2 separate regions of the Homo sapiens genome follow, and region 2 is linked to region 1. Evidence: chromatin loops called from intact Hi-C (ENCODE). Cell type or tissue: PC-3. All regions are shown on one strand. Links, peaks and the distances in the headings refer to the core of each region. The heading gives the core; the rest is flanking DNA. Region 1 holds the start of TSPAN8 (tetraspanin 8). Region 2 has its middle 110 kb from the start of TSPAN8.

Evidence for each region. Peaks named below come from ENCODE experiments on the same cell type or tissue, not always from the same donor. Only the 100,000 strongest peaks of a DNase experiment are listed, where the experiment ranks them.
Region 2: it touches region 1 in a loop (2.0-fold over the local background); 1 of 110 quality-filtered maps calls a loop at or near these places.

Annotation. Positions count from the first base shown.
Region 1 is chr12:71,155,520-71,160,905 of GRCh38, reverse strand. It overlaps TSPAN8 (tetraspanin 8), which reads left to right and starts at 2,907. Exons shown (of 9, transcript NM_004616.3): 1 at 2,907-2,976; 2 at 3,119-3,287. The coding sequence starts at 3,228. In PC-3, for the core only: no CTCF peak of the experiment used is centred there; a DNase peak (open chromatin) is centred at 2,865; H3K4me3 peaks cover 1,555 bases; H3K27ac peaks cover 3,005 bases.
Region 2 is chr12:71,043,766-71,049,151 of GRCh38, reverse strand. No RefSeq gene overlaps it. Among named protein-coding and RNA genes, the nearest start is that of TSPAN8, 110 kb to the left of the region's middle. In PC-3, for the core only: no CTCF peak of the experiment used is centred there; DNase peaks (open chromatin) are centred at 2,721 and 3,081; H3K4me3 peaks cover 413 bases; H3K27ac peaks cover 1,678 bases.

The DNA of each region.
Region 1 (5,386 bases), core at 210-5,209:
ACCCCTGCAACCTCCCACCACTGTTAAAATATCTGTTATATGAAAATTTCTCAATATCTAAGACACGTTAAATGAGTAATGAGTAAATGACTCATTCTCATACTACAGAACTCAAGAGATTGTTGACGCCAGTAGACAGAATACTGATCTGATAATCCTGTGACCTTGTTTCTAGAAGGAGATCTAACCAGTTTTGTGAACTTGGGCTACTCAATCTGCCTATGCTGCTCTTTTCTCAGGTGTAAGAGTGAGAGTTTGTCTAGAACAGTGCTTCTGTAAGTGCGTATGTGTGTTCTGTAACACCAGTCCTGAATATGTCATTCAAAAATATGTTCTGAGATTATATTCATTTCAGAATTGCTATATATCACCTCCTTGAATATTAGAAAGTTGAAGGCTCTGACAAGTCCTGAAATTAATAAACTGTTTTTCTTGACCTAATAGATTTTTTAAAGGCAGAGGTAGCATATTGGTAGTTCCCTAGAGAACCTAATGAGGAAATCACTAGTTGAACTTTCTGAGGAGCTTGGCTGCCATTGCAAATCTCTGTAGCTCTAATGCCAGCTACTGTAGGTACAGAGGTGAATAGGGTAAGATTTCTGCTTTTCAGGCATATAGAATCAAATGTGGGGGAGAGACACAAATAAATGTGATATAGTGGCAATTGTAGATTTAAGGTCTGTTCAAATAATAATGGACTTGAGGACTGAGAAGCAAGTAAATCTGCCCAGAGTGGGGGCAGAGGATGAGGAAGGGAAGGCTCCACAGGGATGTTGCAATAGAGAAGGTGGGAAAGGATATTCCAGGCAGAAGGAACAAGGCATAAAATCCAAAGGTGTGTTCTAGGCCTGGGAAATAATTCTGTGGTTATGGAGCCTAGAAGTGGAGGCTGCCTAGGAAGAAAGGGGAGGGACAAAATTCTGGAAAGTGGGTGGAGGACTTGTTTGCTGTGTGCTGTAAATGCTACTTTAAGGAATCTGAACTTTATCTTGTAGGTAAAAGGAAAATATCCTTAGATTGGGTTTTCATCATTATCATTACCTAATCAATAAGTATTTCTCAAAAAGAATTTTAAAGTGCTAAGGCAGAGAGGAACTGGGAGAAACTGCCAGGGAAATTAATTCTCATTCTATTGACACAGCTCAAGTAAGAAATGATAAAGGACTGAATAATGAAATGCAAAAGGATGAGATGGAAGAAATAGTTTTGACAGTAATTTAGGAGCTACACAGACCAGTAAGAGTGATTGGATGGAAAGAAAGAGAAATACAAAATATCTGTACAAATTCAGCCTGGGAGAGTGTTGTGTGATTATAACATTAATAGGAATAGGAATTTCCAGGAGTGAACTGTTTCATATAGGTTTTGAATTAGACTAGGGGTTCTATTACACAGTCATTCTCCTGTACAAACACATCCATTGATTTTTGTGTTACAGAGTTCAAGAGTGATTCAACTAAAGACTACACAGTATTCTTTTTAAGGATGTTCAGCATCCACCAAAATATCTATTTCAAACTAAAATTTGGTAGTATTCAATACATTCTTTTCAACAAAGCAGCATTTAAATCTGTAATTTTTTTTTAATTTTAGCCTCTGATAAATAATCATTTCTGGGACTATGAATCAATTTTGGTTTTCATTCAATCTGAAATTATTCTTTCAGCCTTGGATTATTCTATATACAAAATATCTCAATAGAAGGTTGTGAAACTATCCATTTTCTAGTAGGAAAGAGAACACAAACAATTTTAGTGATGATTTATATATTAAGCCATTATTTTTGGAATTAATCCTAAATTTGGCCTTTAACGCTATATATTATTGTTGATAATGCATTAAAATATATTGTATTTGTAGTCAGGGAGTAGAATTGTTTCAAAAACATTGTATGCCAGTGAAAATTAGAAATAATATTTTTCTTTTGTAAGGAGTTCATGCTTGCTTATCGTGTAAAACTTAGCAAAGATTCTAAAGAATAATTTTCTCAACAACCTTTTAAAGTAGAGGGTTCTTTTATTTAGGGGGAGAAGAACTCCCTTTGAGAGGCAGGATGTGGAAACTAACATGACCCAGGCTGTTTACACAAAGCAGTCCACACCTCCCTGATGATGTCGGAGCATTTTGCCTTTACCTGAGACAGCTGCCTTCTATTAGCACTAGAAACAAATAGTAAAATCTATGGTCACTGATCCATGACCACCTTCCCATTTTGAATTTTTTTGTCCGGGAGGACCTGGAATCCAGAAACTGAGTTGGTGGAGAACAGCTGTTGCTAGATACAATTTATCAGAGGAAGGAAATTACAGTGTCCACCTTAAAAACAAACCAAGCTATCAGAATGACTACGCATTATAAAATGAAAACAATGTTGCAGTCAGTGCCACTTTATGATTTCTTTCCCTTTGTATCATAAAGAAATAAAGATAAAAAGCAAATGGTCTTATCATGATAGGCAAGGCTGCCTCTCCCTCTGCAATTTCTGTGGTGTATTTACGGCAGCTCTGGAATTCTTTTGAAATAAATTTAGATGTTTTGGAGGGCAGATACATGTAATGGTTATTTTACTATTCTAGGTTTAATGATAACAGGTTGCTATGTCTAAGCTTTGATATTTTGCAGATTTCTAAATGCATTTTATTGCATTTAGAAGGAATTTTGTAGTATTGAGAAAATGCAATGCAAAAATGAGTAGAGATACAATGTCCATTTAACTCAGAACAAAACAACCTTATTTCCCCATAGTTGAAATGGAGGGCGGGGAAGTCAGGCAGTGGTTTCTGAAAGCCAAGAACTTAGTAGCACTGTGCCATTCTCTTGCCTGATCCAGTGCCATTCCCTTCACTTGATATCTGTTTACTTTAGAGGAGGCAGTTTTTGAGAAAGGATCATAAATATCCTGGCCCAGTGCCCCAGGAGCTATGACAAGCAAAGGAACATACTTGCCTGGAGATAGCCTTTGCGATATTTAAATGTGTGAGTTAATAGCCTTTGAGATATTTAAATGTGTGGGTTAATAGCCTTTGCGATATTTAAATGTGTGGGTTAATTTTTTTATCCAGTTTAATAACTTTTTATTCCTCCCTCTACTTCTTTGCTTTCTCTTTCTGCTCTGAAGCCGTGGATACAGAAATCTCTGCAGGCAAGTTGCTCCAGAGCATATTGCAGGACAAGCCTGTAACGAATAGTTAAATTCACGGCATCTGGATTCCTAATCCTTTTCCGAAATGGCAGGTGTGAGTGCCTGTATAAAATATTCTATGTTTACCTTCAACTTCTTGTTCTGGGTAAGTGTTTTCCTTTTAATTATCAATTTTATGCAAGAAAGGGGATCTTGATATAAATATCATAAACAAGAACAGACTGTACACTAGAGAAATAAGAGAAGGGGGAAAATGTATTTTCCATGTACTTGTTTGGATTTGTTTGTTCTTTCTTTGGTTATTTCAGTAATTGAAAATGAGCCAAGGACTCAAAAAAGTGCACTTCAGAATGTGAGGATAAACATTTCATAAATGTTTTCATATTGCTGCAAAAAAAAATCACAGAGGAACACAAATGCCCCTTAATTAAAGGACAATTTTCCTTAGTTGTATATCAAGCAGGCCTCCCTAATTTAAGGACTCTGTGGTAAAAACATGGTCTGATTCCATCCGGAGCCCGGGTCCTGATTCCCGCCCTTCACTTCTGGGTTTGAACAGGTGAATCGCAGGGTGTGGGACAATAAAGATCATTTTCAGAGCCTCAAAGACAAAAAAAATGGGTCATGAAAAACTTGAGGGGGAAATGATAAAATTCCTAAATCATAAGAAAATCAAACTAAGACCGTGGATATATATATGTATTGGCATTTTAAAGTCAGTATTTTGATGTGTCATCACCCTACCTTTTAATTGACAGGATTTGTATTTTAGCAATTTGTTATGTTTCTCTTGAAAGTCCATTGACATAGACATAACCAACAAATTGATAACTGATATCTATCAATAGATAATGGAAAAACAAGGTATGAAAAGAGCAGGCTGGGATGTTGGGACATTGACCTTATCATTTTTAGCATATATGGTACAATTAAAGATTGTTTAAATGTCAATCAGTGGAAATAGCACAAAGTATTTAAATGAAAAAAGTATTTTGTATACTGGATTAAAAGCTACCTTATCCACTCCAAGGATGAAAGAACTCTGGTTTTGTTTTTGTACCTGATCTTTAGTAAACAGACATCTCATACCTATGTGTTGCTATATTTCTGTTCTATTAAAATAATGATGAACTTAATTAAACTTAACTACATGAATACAGCTTTATTGTATAGACTGATTTTCCATTCAATGATCAGTAGTGCTAATGAGTACAAATGGATATATTGGTGACTTTTAAATAAGTAAGTAAATATTTAAAAAAGTAAAATAAAGAAGGCAAAAAAAATGGGCTGCTGTTTTTAGGTTAAAAAAATGGGCTGCTTTTGCAAATATTTAATGTAGCTCATGCTACATATATGCCAGTTTTTTAGTTAGTTCTGATACATTTCTTCCCTTGAGATACTTAAATTGATTAAACATTGGGAGCAGGTTATACAAAAAAAGAAAGACCTGTATTCTTTGGTTTTGTTTTGTTTCTAGTTTTTTTTTTGTTTGTTTTTTTTTTTTTTTTTTGGAGAACTTTGAATATTCACTAAAGAAGATAGGATAGGTAATCAACTCCATTGGCCAGCCCAGGTGGCCACAGAAAGATGGCCAATCTTTCTCCATTTTTACTGTATTCACTTCCCCCACCCCATATTATTTTGAAGCACATCTCAGATATATAATTTTGTCTGTAAGCATTTTAGTATATATCTCTGAAACATAATAATTCTTGAAAAAATGTAACCACAACCAGGCGCAGTGGCTCACGCCTGTAATCCCAGCACTTTGGGAGACCGAGATGGGTGGATCACAAGGTCAGGAGTTTGAGACCAGCCTGGCCAGCATGGTGAAACCCTGCCTCTACTAAAAATATGAAAAATTAGCCGGGCATGGTGGCACGCCCCTGTAGTCCCAGCTACTTGGGAGGCTGAGGCAGGAGAATTGCTTGAACCTGGCAGGGGGAGGTTGCAGTGAGCCGAGCTCGCACCACTGCACTCCAGCCTGGGCGACAGAGTGAGATTCCATCTCAGAAAAAAAAAAATGTTACCACAATATCATTATTACACTTTAAAAATTTAATAAGAATTTTTTAAATCAATTGTCAAATTGATTTGACAATTTTAATCAAACTGTCAAATTTGAGCCCATTCAGGGCTGAAATTTCCGATTACCTCATAAATGTTCCTGTTAGAATCAGGATCTAAATAAGGTCCACACTGTGTGGTTGGTTAATATATGTTTCATGTCTATTTTAATCT
Region 2 (5,386 bases), core at 212-5,211, 110 kb after region 1:
TGGAAAGAAATATGTCAACAACTAAAAGAAGTTAGGCTAAAAGAAAGTAAACATATTTATAAAAATTTGAAATATCCCCCTGTCTAAAAGAAAGTAAACATATTTATAAAAATTTGAAATATCTCCCTGTCATCTTATTAATTTGTCACCTCAGCATGGATATTAAAAATGGATCTGCAAAGATACAGTAGTTAGTGTCTCCCACATTTTGTATCATTTTCATTGAATGGAATTTGTCATCAGTTGTAAACAATTATTTTATGTATTACAAAGAAAGAAAAAAAATGCTGCTAATTAAATTCAGATAAAAGTTGCTATCAGATTGCAAGATGCTTCGAGATCTCAGAAATGGTAAAATGTGAAAAAAATACATTTTAAAATTAATAAAATACAGTTTTTTATTTTGTTCATAGCATTTATCAGAAGTTGAAATGATCTTATTTATTTATTGCTTCTATTTTCTATCTTTCTCCTTTGGACCTGAAGCTCCTCGAAGGTAGATACTTTGCTTTATTCACATCTATATTCTCTGTCTAGGAGAGTATATGCACATAACAGGGACTATCCTTTGATGGCTGGCTATTGTTGTATACAAGGGAGGGATAAGAACCTGAGAAAAAGCTGGAATTCACTTGATGCCATTAAGCCACCCACTCAAGAAGGGTATAAATCCTAAATTTATCTCTCTCTCAAAGATATTTTTAGTTGTCCCCCTCTTAGTAGCAGAGAGTACACCTTACCCCATCACCAATACACACATTATCTTCCATTACTTGGATTATTCCTCCATTTTATTGGGGGGTATAGTCTAGCATTATTAGGGGTTATAGTCTAACATTGGTGAGTATTATCACCATTATACATCGTTGAAATACCTTGAAGATCCCCTGAGATGTTGAATACTAATAACATCTCTCAGCAATTCAAGCAACAGTCATGTTTTCCCCCAGGTTAGGAGCAGATCATTTTGATTCTTTTGATGAGCACCAGATAAAAGAAGTGGCTTTTACTTAGAAGTCATGCATATGAAGAAATATGTATCTCTAAATCCTAAAGTCAGACACAGTGTGGAGGGATACTTCCAGGGTGGAATGCAGGCCCGGAGGCCAACTTGAGAAGGAGCCAGTCTGGACTCCATTACAGGGACACAGGCTCATTGAGTGCAAGGCTGGCGGAATCGCATGCAGTATTTAGATGTTATTTCTACTTTCTTTCTCTTTCTTTATGTGGGTAGTGGAAGTAGAGTATGTCCTACTATGTCCTAAGTGCACAGGTTGCCACTCCATGTGATACATGCAGGAGACAAACAGCAGTGAGTCCCAGGTGAAACCCCACCTTTAAGCTGAGAAACCTGAAACCCACAGCCCAAAGTGAGATCTTCTATTCCTGTTTGCCCACTCTCTCCCAATTGGTTCTTACTGAATAATGCCTTTTTGCCAATCTAATATTGCCTTTTCCAAAACTACCTACAGCCTGCCCTGCCCTCCCTCCTGTGCCTATAAAGACTCCAGACTCGGTAGAGGGAAGAGAAGCAGCTTGACTGGACAGAGGTGACTTGACTTCAGAGGGATGGCAGGACTTTGGAGGAGAGACAACTTGACTTTGGAGAGACTGCTTGACTTCAGGGAAGAGCTGACCTGAGACAGCTGAACTTTGGGGGAAGATTACCTGCCTGTCCTGTCCCCTCTCCAGCTCTCCTCTCCACTAGAGCCATTTCCATTGCTAAATAAAATTCTCCACTTCCACCATCCTTCAAGTGTCTGGGCGACTTCATTCTTCTTGGATGCCGGACAAGAGCTGGGGACCTAATGAGTGTGGGTACCCAAAAAAGACTGTCACACTGGTCCTTTGATCTTGATGGCAGAGGGCAGTCACCCCATGTGAGGAGGCAAGGGGCCCACTGAGCTGATAACACATCACAAACACACCACTGAGCTGTTTGTCCACAAACAGCAGAGCTAAGGGAGCATTGTAACATGCCTTCTGAGGCTTTGGGGTCGCAGGCACCCTGCTGCAGGGCCTGCATGGAGTTTGCTTTTGTTGTTGCCCAAAGCAGCTGGCCAGACCCTGCACTCACTTTCTCACATGCTCCCTCCCAGAAGGAGTTGAGTGCAATGGCCCAAGTAAATAGGGTGCCCCCATTGCAAGTCCAACGAAGGGGTCAGGAAAAATCCTGGATCACATGGAACATGTTTATCTTACTTTGAATGCATGCTGGTAAGATCTTCTCTTTAATGAAGCTGATTCCTATGGCTTGCGCTGGATTAATCCGGAGGAAATCTCTGGGGATAGGGAAGCTCTGGATTTGGCTATATGAACATTGCAATTCCTAAAATGCTCTTATTCTCACCAGGAAAATAATATCACTAAGGTTCTTTGCATGTTTTTTGTTATTCTATTCACCCTTTAGTTCTGGGAACCCTAAAGAACCATTTGCTACTTCTGACAGTCGGGAAGCCACTGATACACAGCAGGTAAGATACCCTCAGACCAAAGCCCATGGTGGCCAGAAAAGTTCAGTTCCTGGACCAAGGGCCCAACAGTCATTCATTCATTGTGAAATATTTCTGCAGTATATGTTCATGGTATTGATATCATCACAATGTGTTATTTATTGAGTGCCATCTCTTCATGTTGGGCTATGTGGAACACATACCAGACTGGGCTTTTCTCCAAGGAAATGGAAATGGAATTCAGATGGTCATGATTCATGAGATAATATAAAAGCTAGTCATGTTGTTCAAACATAGTTTGCAATGAGATCAGCCTTGGAAGGCTCAGATAAAGGAAGAGTTTGATAAGAGAGGAAGGAGGGAAAGTTGCTTAGCCCTAAGGGAGCAAGATATTTTCAGGTATGGGGTACACCATGAAGGTCAGCACCAAAAGGAATAAAAAGGTGAGAGATGGAGGAGAGAATGCCAGGATCATATCAGTCATCAGAAAGGAGCCTTGTGGGAAGGAGCAGAATGAGAACAAGTGACCCAGCCCAGAGTTGTGTATTTGTGGTTGTATCTTGGTGCCATGTGCTGTTTTTCCGGGGGCAGGCTGAAAGAACATTTCCTGCCTTGTTAAGGGAAGTGACTCCACAAGGCTGTCCAGTCCAGGACAGGAGAAGAGAGTCATATCACATCTGTGCTGCTTTTTAATCTCTGCTTGGTTTTGTTTGTTCAAGTTAATGAAAATGATGTGCTGTTGTTGTGTAGTGATGCCAGAAAAAGCTTCACCAGAGACTTCAAAAATGTTTTTGGTACTGTGCCCATTTTATGTGGTTTCACTTTCCTCTGTCTTCTGTCCTCTCTGCTCTTTCACTCTCCCTTCCCCTGAAGCCCTTCTCTGATGCTAGTGAATTAATATTATGTGACTGGAAGGATGTTTGAAGAGAATTCAGGCTAAGCAGGCAAGGCAGCCCACAAAAGACAAAGTGATGGAAACATCTAAGGGTGAATGGAGTTATTATCATTTATAGTAGACCTATTTGTAGAACCATCCAATAGGAGCATGTAACTTACAGTTCCTCAAATTCATAGCTGGGGCTGATGAATTAGGATAAATATACCTCCATCTGGGAATAATTCATTGTAATTTATAAACTCCTTGAGGAAAGGAACTATGTCTTCACCTTCCTCAGTCAGTCCCCTGGGTACCATTGAATCTGTTTTGTCCATATAGTCTTTCAAAATTTATTAAGTATTAGGCACTGTGCTAAGGCACTGTGAGACACAAGAAATAATGGTAAGGCATCCTTACCCTCATGGAACTTAAAACCTTGGGAAAGAGGGTAAACAAGATAGAATGTGGTATCTGTGCTCAATAAGGTAAAATCAAAGAGTTTGGGGATCTTACTGATAAGGGGTATATATCTCTAAGGATTCCCAGTACCAACTGACAGAAACTCTACTGAAGCTGACTTAAAACACAAATGAGAATTTACTGGCCTCAGTCAACTGCAGAGTAAAAAGTAGCACTAGGTTTAGGCTGATCAGGTATTCAAACGATCTACCAGGTATCAGTCTTTCTATATTATTTTGACTCTGCCTTCCTATCAGTTGGGCTAATCTCAAGAAAGACTCTATCCATGTTGTAGCAAAGATAACCATTGGTAGCTCCATATTTAGGCTATACCACCAGAGTAAGAGTAGCAACAAAAGAGTATATATTCCAAAGAATTTCCAGCAAAACTCTCAGGGCTTCCTCTTGCGGGAGCAACTTTGGTGAAGTGCCTACACATTATTATTGTTGCCAGACAAATGAAGTAGACTGATCGGTGAGGCTTAGGTCATGTGCCGCTTCCCTGGAATGTAAAGGGTAGAGTCAGGTCCATGCAAATCACAGGACTCAGAGTGAAGAATAGGCATTTTTTCAAGTGAAAATCAGGGTTATCAGAACAAGAGGGCATGAATGCTGGGTACATGAAAGCAACAGTGCTTCAGAGCTATCCCAAAAAATTGGTGGAAATTTATGAAGGAATAATTGTGACTCCCCAAAGATATATGAGTTTGAGAGATGGACATGAGGACTGGGGGAAGATAAATTCCAGTCCTTTCACTTGCACATAAAAGAGCTTAGTCACATGGGCACACCTAAGTGCAACAGGGGGCTGGGCAATGTAGTTCCTAGCTGTGCCTTCATAACACCACACTAGAGTGAGACCATAGAGTCTGATGAACAGACTCTATTGTTCCCATTACAAGGGGGAATTTAGGGAGGTGTTGGGATTTTTAGAGGAGTTGATGGTTGAGGCGACGTCTGAAAGAAGAGTAGGAATTAAGCAGAGAAGGAGTGGGTGGTAAGGTGAGAAGGGTGGTAAGGTGCATGTGTGTTCCACATTTGGGCTGGAGAGGCAGTGATCTAGGGAGAAGTATATACAGGTTTAATTACAGGTATGAGTGGAAGGATTTACACCCAAGCATTAACACTGTCACTTTAGGAGTAAGGCAGGAAGAAGAGAAGAGGAAGATCACTATTTTTTTTTAACTTGACACAGTAAACTTGTATTGCTGTTTTAACATTTTAGTCCTGTAAAATTCAATGAGAGATTTGCAGAAAGTGGTACCTAATATAAAAGATGTTTAGATTTGAAAGAGAACTTGGGTATTATTCCTAGAAGCTGAGAATGATATAGTAACTTTGTAAAATCTCATTCAAAATAAACAAATTTTGAGATCCGAATGCAAGTTAACTGGTTAATTTGTTTAAAAGTATGTGGTTTTATAGTTGCCCTCAACCATCATTTATATTTTCCCCAGATTTTCTTTGTGTGAATAACTGCTATTCATTGAGCATGCACTGAGCACCTGGCACAGTGCTGGGCCTTAGAAATACAGCAATGAACATGGCATTTGTGAACTCTGGACTCATAGAGCTTCAGTTTGGCTTTAATTTGTTC